Linked DNA regions of Homo sapiens: region 2 is linked to region 1. A link is a contact called in ENCODE Hi-C or POLR2A ChIA-PET data. All regions are on one chromosome and are shown on one strand. Each heading gives the region's core, a stretch centred on a gene start or an enhancer-like site at or near the end of the contact. The rest is flanking DNA. Distances are from core to core; before and after follow the strand shown.

Region 1 (3,502 bases), core at 277-2,776:
TCTCTAACCTGCAGTTTCTCTATCTGCAAAACAGGGAAACAAGAGTATCTCCTCTGGGGCATCTTGGGGTTTGTTATGCTAGTTAGCTGCACATAGCAAAAGGCACTTTGCATAGTACCTTCATACAGCAAGCCCTTAATACATGTTGACACCTATGGCAATTATTCCAGCAAAGGTTCAGTACATGACAGACAGCAGGGTGGGCAAAATGTGGCAAAAGCAGGGAGGTGCCTCGGTGCAGGGCCGCTCCACTGGCTGATGACAGAAGCCCTCAGCCCCGGTCCCTGAGCAGAGAGATCTCACCGTGTAATATCCTCTAGCAAATGGGAACTGTGCAATTCAACAGGTTCTGCCTGGACCTCTGAAGTCAACATGAGACTCCTCCTTGCAACAGGGAATTACTTGGGGGCTTTCAGACACCAGTGGAATTCCCCCCACCACACACACCTTTTTCCTAAAATGCCAGCTTGACATTAGGAGGTTGGTTGTGGGTCTGCACTTCTGTACTTCTCAAAGCAGGAGTTTCCTTGGTTTCACATCCACCTTGTGTTTTCCCAATATATGTCTGCGCTTGAGTAACCACTCCAAAGGGAGAAGGGAGGGGGAACTGGTCTAAAAGAGTGGCTTCCCAGTCTTTGCTGGGTGGTTTCTGAGATGGTCCTGCAGAGGAAGGGTTAAAAGGCAGCTACTGGAGCAGCCTGACCTGTGGGCAAAAGAACAATTTAAACAAGAAAATAAAATAAAACAATAGCCCCTCTGGACACCATCACCTCCACAGGTCCCATGTGGGACAGAAGGGAAGAGTTCTGCATTTAAAAAAAGATTTCCAGGAAGAAGGCTGGTCCAGGAAGAAGGCTACGAAGAAGAAGAAGAAAAAAAAGCCAGGGGGGGTGCTTTGGAAAGGATTTTTAGAAATTCTTGCTGCTGCTTATTAAATTATTAACTTTTTGCCTGGAAGCAGGCTGTCCCACACACTACCCTAGGCAGTCTAGGGTTAGGGCTGGGTAACCCCCCCTCAGCCAGACCACTAAGGAGAGGAGCCTCTGGGAATGTACTGGTTTCAAAGCCACAACTGGCAGCTGAACTCACAGCACAGACTAGCGGTACTGTCCCATAGAAATGGAAACTGAGCCACATACACAGTTTAAAATTTTCTAGTAGTCACATTTAAAGAGTAATTAAAAAGCAGGTGTCATTAATTATAACATAGTTGACACAAACCAAGATATCTAAAATATTTGTTTCCACAGTAACCAAAATAAAATAATCATTAATGAGATACTTCACATTCTTTTTTTTCTTTTTGTAATAAGGCTTCAAAATCCAATGTGTATTTTGCACTTTTAGTCAGTTCGTACAAGCCTCATTTCCAGGTTCAACAGCCCAGGTGGCAAGGACTACATACTTGACAGTGTGGGTCTAGAAGCCACGGTGTGGCGCAGTAATTCTCAGTGGAGTCACCTGGATCTCTAAGGGGGAGGGGTGCTGCCTTGCGGTGGTGTGTTTGAAAAATGTGGCATCCCAGCCCCACCTCGGAAGGCCTCAGTAAAAGGCAGCTGGCCTTTCTCCAAGTTCCGCTGCGGCACAAGCCGCCACCCACGCAGCCCGGTCACCACCGCCTCTCTGCAAGAGTCATACAAGAAGGCTTACGTTTTAAAAATACCACCGGCATGCTAGCTTGGCGTCTGTAAGCACAAAAAGTAGGAGAGCAAGGAAGGGCTCCAGAGGCAGGTGGACCGGGCCGATGAGTAAAGCGCCCACGCCTGCTTAACCATACTTGTCTATCAGGTCTGAACTCGGCCCAAGCTTCAACAGAGCTTTTCCCTCTTGCTCTGTGCTGTCATGAGCACCAAGTTCACTCTAGTTCCCTTGTCTGTGAGGCCGGGGCCCTGTTTCTAGTTGGAAGATGCTGTAAGAACAAGTGATGGTCCAATGAGGGGTATTTTGAGCTCTTCAAAGGAGCAGAATTTCTTTAGCTAATATCCCCTGTGGTATTCAACAGGGAATTTAAAATATCCTCAGATAGGGCCCTCTTCAGCTATTACTTTATGTCCTTAGAACTCTGGCCAGAAAGAAGCTACCTTTCACATGGAGGAGGGAGGCTGAGTGCCCATCAAAACCCACCAAAGGCCGCTCCCCACCGTTACGTGGGTTCCCTATGTTCTGAGATAAGGCTTTCTGGTTTGGCCCTACTTGCTGTGGTGCCTAATCGAAATCTCCCTAAGGAGAAGTCTGACACACGAGTATGGAAAAGTTCTCTTATCATTTGGAGAATATAATTTAGGGCTGGGTAGATAAACATGTACAGGAAATACTTCTATAGAGGTCTTGATCCTCTGAAGATTAATAACCCATGGAACTGGAGCCCAGCCTCAAACTCAGAGGAAATAGGCAAGTTATAAAAACAGGAAGAACGGGAAGTTTATTTTTGGATGAATATTTGTTCTAGTGAAGCTCTCGATACTGACAAAAACCTTGATCTGCAGGTCATTTGCTGTAGCTGAGCAGCTGCAGTGCATGTTTCTACAAGCTGTCCCACCAGAGATTTCCGGGTCTTTCTGGAAAGAGCCTTGCCCCACTCCTGCAAAACATCTGCCTCGCTGCCACTGGCTGAGGGACTTCTTTCTCCTGCATTCTTGATGTGCAGGATCTGCTCAGCTAGAAGCCTCAGCCACCTGCAACGGCCGCTCTCGGCCTCCTTCCCAGTGCCCAGAGCCGGCCTATCTCCACCAGGTGTGGGAACTGCAGCTCTCGGTGTCTATCCCAGCGTGGTGTTATCAGCCTCCCTCGGTGGACTGCTGGCCTCCCTGGTCTCACAGCCTCCAGTGCCCCTTTCTCCCAACCCTGTCAGCATACTTTCCATGGCTCCCTACTGCTTATGGAATAAAGTCAGATGTTCCCAAGCTTGACGGGCAAAGCTCTTCACAATCCAGCCAAATCTACTTTTACAGTCCCATCTCCATAGGCAGGACCAGCTGCATGATTTGCAGGGCCTGGTACAAAATGAAAATAATTTGTTATTTATTAACTAAATAATAATTAGTTCAAAACTTAGTAAGAATTTCAAGGCAGCAACAGCAGAGCATTAAACCAAGTGTGGGGCCCTTCTGAGAGCAAGCCGGTGTGGTAGCATAGGGTGCAGGCCCGTGAGGCCAGCCCCTTCCCCACACCTCCCTTAGACCGACCCCAGAAGGCAGATGCTACCCCCACGGAGAAAAGCCCTCCTTACCTCTTCCTCACTCCAGTGAAACTCATCCTTTCCCTCAAGGAAGACTTCAAGACAAGAAGATCGGTTTCCACCCTGTCAGGTCCCCATTCAGAGGCACTCTCTGGCCTTGATTTACAGTATGCTTATTCATTTGCCTGTCTCTCATGCACACCTCGATTCACCAAGAGTTCCAGGCTCCTTGTTCATTGCCTGTTCATTTCTGTGCCCTCCTCTCCACCTGTTCAGAACAAAACTTGACACACAGTAGATCTGCTATAAATTTCTATGGTATGT
Region 2 (3,502 bases), core at 742-3,241, 190 kb after region 1:
TGGTGAAACTCCATCTCTACTAAAAATAGAAAAATATTAGCCGGGCGTGGCGGTGCTCACCTATAATCCCAGCTACTTGGGAGGCCGAGGCAGGAGAATTGCTTGAACCCGGGAGGCGGAGGTTGCGGTGAGCCGAGATCACACCATTGCACAGCCTGGGCAACAAAAGTAAAACTCTGTCTCTTAAAAAAAGCAAAGAAAAGAAAAGAAAAGAAAAAAATCATATTGTCTGCAAAGAGAGAGAGTTTTTCTTCCTCTTTTCCTATTTGGATTAGGCCTTTTTTTTTTTTTTTTTTTTTTTTGGAGACAGAGTCTCACTCTCTTACCCAGGCTGGTGTGCAAAGTGGTGCGATCTTGGCTCACTGCAACCTCTGCCTCCTGGGTTCAAGCGATTGTCCTGTCTCAGCCTCCTGAGTAGCTAGGATTACAGGCACCCGCCACCACGCCCGGCTAATTTTTGTATTTTTAATAGAGACGAGGTTTCTTCATGTTGGTCAGGCTGGTCTCGAACTCCTGACCTCAGGTGATCCGCCTGCCTTGGCCTCCCAAAGTGCTAGGATTACAGGTGTGAGGCACCGTGCCTGGCCAAGAAGTACGATTTTTGCAAAAAAAAAAAATTCATATAAGAACATGTCCTGGCTAAAAAAAACTAAAGAAATAAAGAATAAAAATAATTTTTAAAAGTCTTTTTTGTTTTTTAAAGCAACCAATTTGCTCCATAGTTATTATGTGAGAGATCTTTAGAATTGTGGATGGCTGGGAAACTACTCATTTGCCACTCATCAAGTAGATTGGTTTTGCTTTTGATTTCTTGGTGATTTCTTGAAAAATGTATCTGCCCTCCCCCCAGCCCCGCCCCGCAAATTCATATGTTGAAGCCCTTAATGGCCCAGAACTTCAGAATGTGACTGTAGATTGTATTTGGAGATAGGGCCTTTAAAGAAGTCATTAAGTTAAAACAGTCTTTAGGGTGGGCCCTAATTCAGTATTACTGGTATCTTTATAAGAAGTGGGGATTAGGACCCAGCCAACACGGGCTGAAGGACAGCCATGTGAGGACACAGTGGAAAGGTGGCTATCTGCAAGACTGGGCATGGTGGCTTACACCTGAAATCCCAGCACTTTGAGAGGCCGAGGTGAGAGGATTGCTTGAGCCCAGGAGTTCAAGACCAGCCTGTGCAATGTGGTGAAACCCTGTCTCTACAAAACAATACAAAAAATTAGCCAGGCATGGTGGCGTGCACCTGTAATCTCAGCTACTCGGGAGGCTGAGGTAGGAGAATTGCTTGAATCCAGGAGGTGGAGGTTGCAGTGAGCTGAGATCCAGCCACTGCACTCCAGTCTGGGCAACAGAGAAGACACTGTCTCAAAAAAAAAAAAAAAAAAAAAAAAGAGAAAAGAAAAAGATGGCCATTTGCAAACCAAGAAGAGAGGCCTCAAGAGAAAATAACTCTCCAACAAAACACTTTGGGCTTCTGTTAAGCCCCCAAGTTTGTTATGGCAGCCCCAGCAAACTAATACATTTGGTTTTTTTTTTTTTTTCTTTTTGAGATGGAGTCTTGCTCTGTCGCCCAGGCTGGAGTGCAGTGGCGCGATCTTGGCTCACTGCAAGCTCCGCCTCCCGGGTTCATGCCATTCTCCTGCCTCAGCCTCCCGAGTAGCTGGGACTACACGCGTCCGCCACCACGCCCGGCTAATTTTTTGTATTTTTAGTAGAGACGGGGTTTCACCGTGTTAGCCAGGATGGTCTGGATCTTCTGACCTCGTGATCCGCCCGCCTCGGCCTCCCAAAGTGCTGGGATTACAGGCGTGAGCCACCACGCCCGGCCACATTTGGGTTTTGTATGACTTGCTTCATTCAGGCCAAAGATAAATTGAGGAACATATATATATATTTGTATTGGACATTTGCTTGGATCCAAAATATGGCAAAATCAAGTCTGTTTATCTAGCGGGAACTTAGCCATTGACTACTTGAGGACTGTTTCTCTTCAAACCTTTGGGGACAGTGACATCTAGTGGTAGTTTCTTTTATATACCCTTTTCAGTTCTCTTCTGGCCGTACATTAGAATCACTTGAGGGGATGGGAAAAACAAAACAAAACAAAAAACAAAAGGCCTTGCGCGGTGGCTCAAGCCTGTAATCCTAGCACTTTGGGAGGCCGAGGCGGATGGATTGCCTGAGCTCAGGAGATCGAGACTAGCCTGGGCAACACAGTGAAACCCCATCTCTACTAAAAAAAAACAAACAAAAAACAAAAAGAAAATTAGCCGGGCGTGCGCCTGTAATCCCAGCTGCTCGGGAGGCTGAGGCAGGAGAATCACTTGAACCAGGGAGGCGGAGGTTGCAGTGAGCCAGGATCGCGCCACTGCACTCCAGCCTGGGTGACAGAGGGAGACGCTGTCTCAAAAAAAAAAAAAAAAAAAAAAAAAAAAAAAAAAAAAAAAAGGCCAATGCCTAGGCTTTACCTAGCCAATTATGCCAGAATCTCTGGGAATGGGAACCAGTCATCAGTATTTAAAAGGGCTTTCTACATTAGTCCAAAGTGTACCCAAGGTTGAGAAGCACAGATTCTTAATGAAAGCAACTCTGGATTGTAAAAATATGAGCTCATATTATGTTGCCATTTCTCACAATATGAAAAAGTTTGTTAACTTCTGCACTTATTTATTGTCCCTCTGCCTCCAAAGAAGGTAAAATACATGAGGGAGGGAGCACGGTCTGGTTAGCTTTTGGATGCCAAGAGCCTGGAACAGTGCTGCACAGTCTGGGCTCATAATAGCTTTTGTGAAATGAATGAATGAAAAATAGAGCATGGGACCAGGCGCCCGGTGGCTCACGCCTGTAATCCCAGCACTTTGGGAGGCCGGGGCGGGAGGATCACCTGAGGTCAGGAGTTCGAGACCAGCCTGGCCAATGTGGTTAAACCCCGTCTCTACTAAAAATACAAAAATTAGTTGGGCGTGGTGGTGGGTGCCCATAATCCCAGCTACTCAGGAGGCTGAGGCAGGACAATCGCTTGAACCCGGGAGGCAGAGGTTGTAGTGAGCCGAGATCGTGCCATTGCACTCCAGCCTGGGCAACAAGAGCTAAAAACTCTGTCTCAGAAAAGAAAAAGAAAAAGAAAAAGAAAAATAGAGCATGCTGTCAGGTTGCATTAATCTGGAATATGGCTGTCATGTGAAACAGCAGTCTCACTGTGAAGTTTAGGACATGTTATATTTGGTTCAATTGAAAGTAACTTATGGAATCTTATAGGATTCCAAATGTCTGAAACAGACGTTTCTTGGTCTGTCATACAACTTTGGTTGACTTCTTGGCATCTTTATGCCTCTGATCCTAGGAGAGGATTTTCTGAGTTTCAATATAGCAGCAGGTTCTCAATGTCTACTAAGTGTTCTAGTTAAAAAGAAATGTTAAACTATTAGCTTTTCTTCTGTGCTTTTCTCCCCATTGTCTTGAGGCTTAGAAAGTTCTATATTATTACAAAACCAGTGAAAT

What was found. Hi-C counts contacts between places; a loop is a spot of excess contacts on that map. ChIA-PET counts read pairs that join two places held with the same protein, here RNA polymerase II (POLR2A). Pooled maps may share reads with other maps.
Region 2: a loop to region 1 is called in a map of CD8-positive, alpha-beta T cell, with 22 times the contacts of the local background. The contact joins two enhancer-like sites. A Hi-C loop is called at or near these places in 8 of 168 maps with a recorded cell type or tissue (CD4-positive, alpha-beta T cell, CD8-positive, alpha-beta T cell, MCF 10A and 4 more), 1 of 37 single-sample maps with no recorded cell type and 10 of 50 pooled maps. POLR2A ChIA-PET finds 5 or more read pairs at or near these places in 3 of 52 experiments (MCF 10A, OCI-LY7 and PC-9).

Annotation. Positions count from the first base shown.
Region 1 is chr2:65,381,445-65,384,946 of GRCh38, forward strand. All of the region lies in intron 1 of SPRED2 (sprouty related EVH1 domain containing 2), which reads right to left. Among named protein-coding and RNA genes, the nearest start is that of SPRED2, 49 kb to the right of the region's middle. RefSeq lists enhancers at 1,555-1,684, 1,895-1,944. Within about 2 kb of position 1,527, at least 21 of the 41 ENCODE cell types and tissues checked have a DNase peak (open chromatin) inside an H3K27ac peak, as active enhancers do.
Region 2 is chr2:65,571,305-65,574,806 of GRCh38, forward strand. No RefSeq gene overlaps it. Among named protein-coding and RNA genes, the nearest start is that of LINC03050, 29 kb to the right of the region's middle. Within about 2 kb of position 1,992, at least 2 of the 41 ENCODE cell types and tissues checked have a DNase peak (open chromatin) inside an H3K27ac peak, as active enhancers do.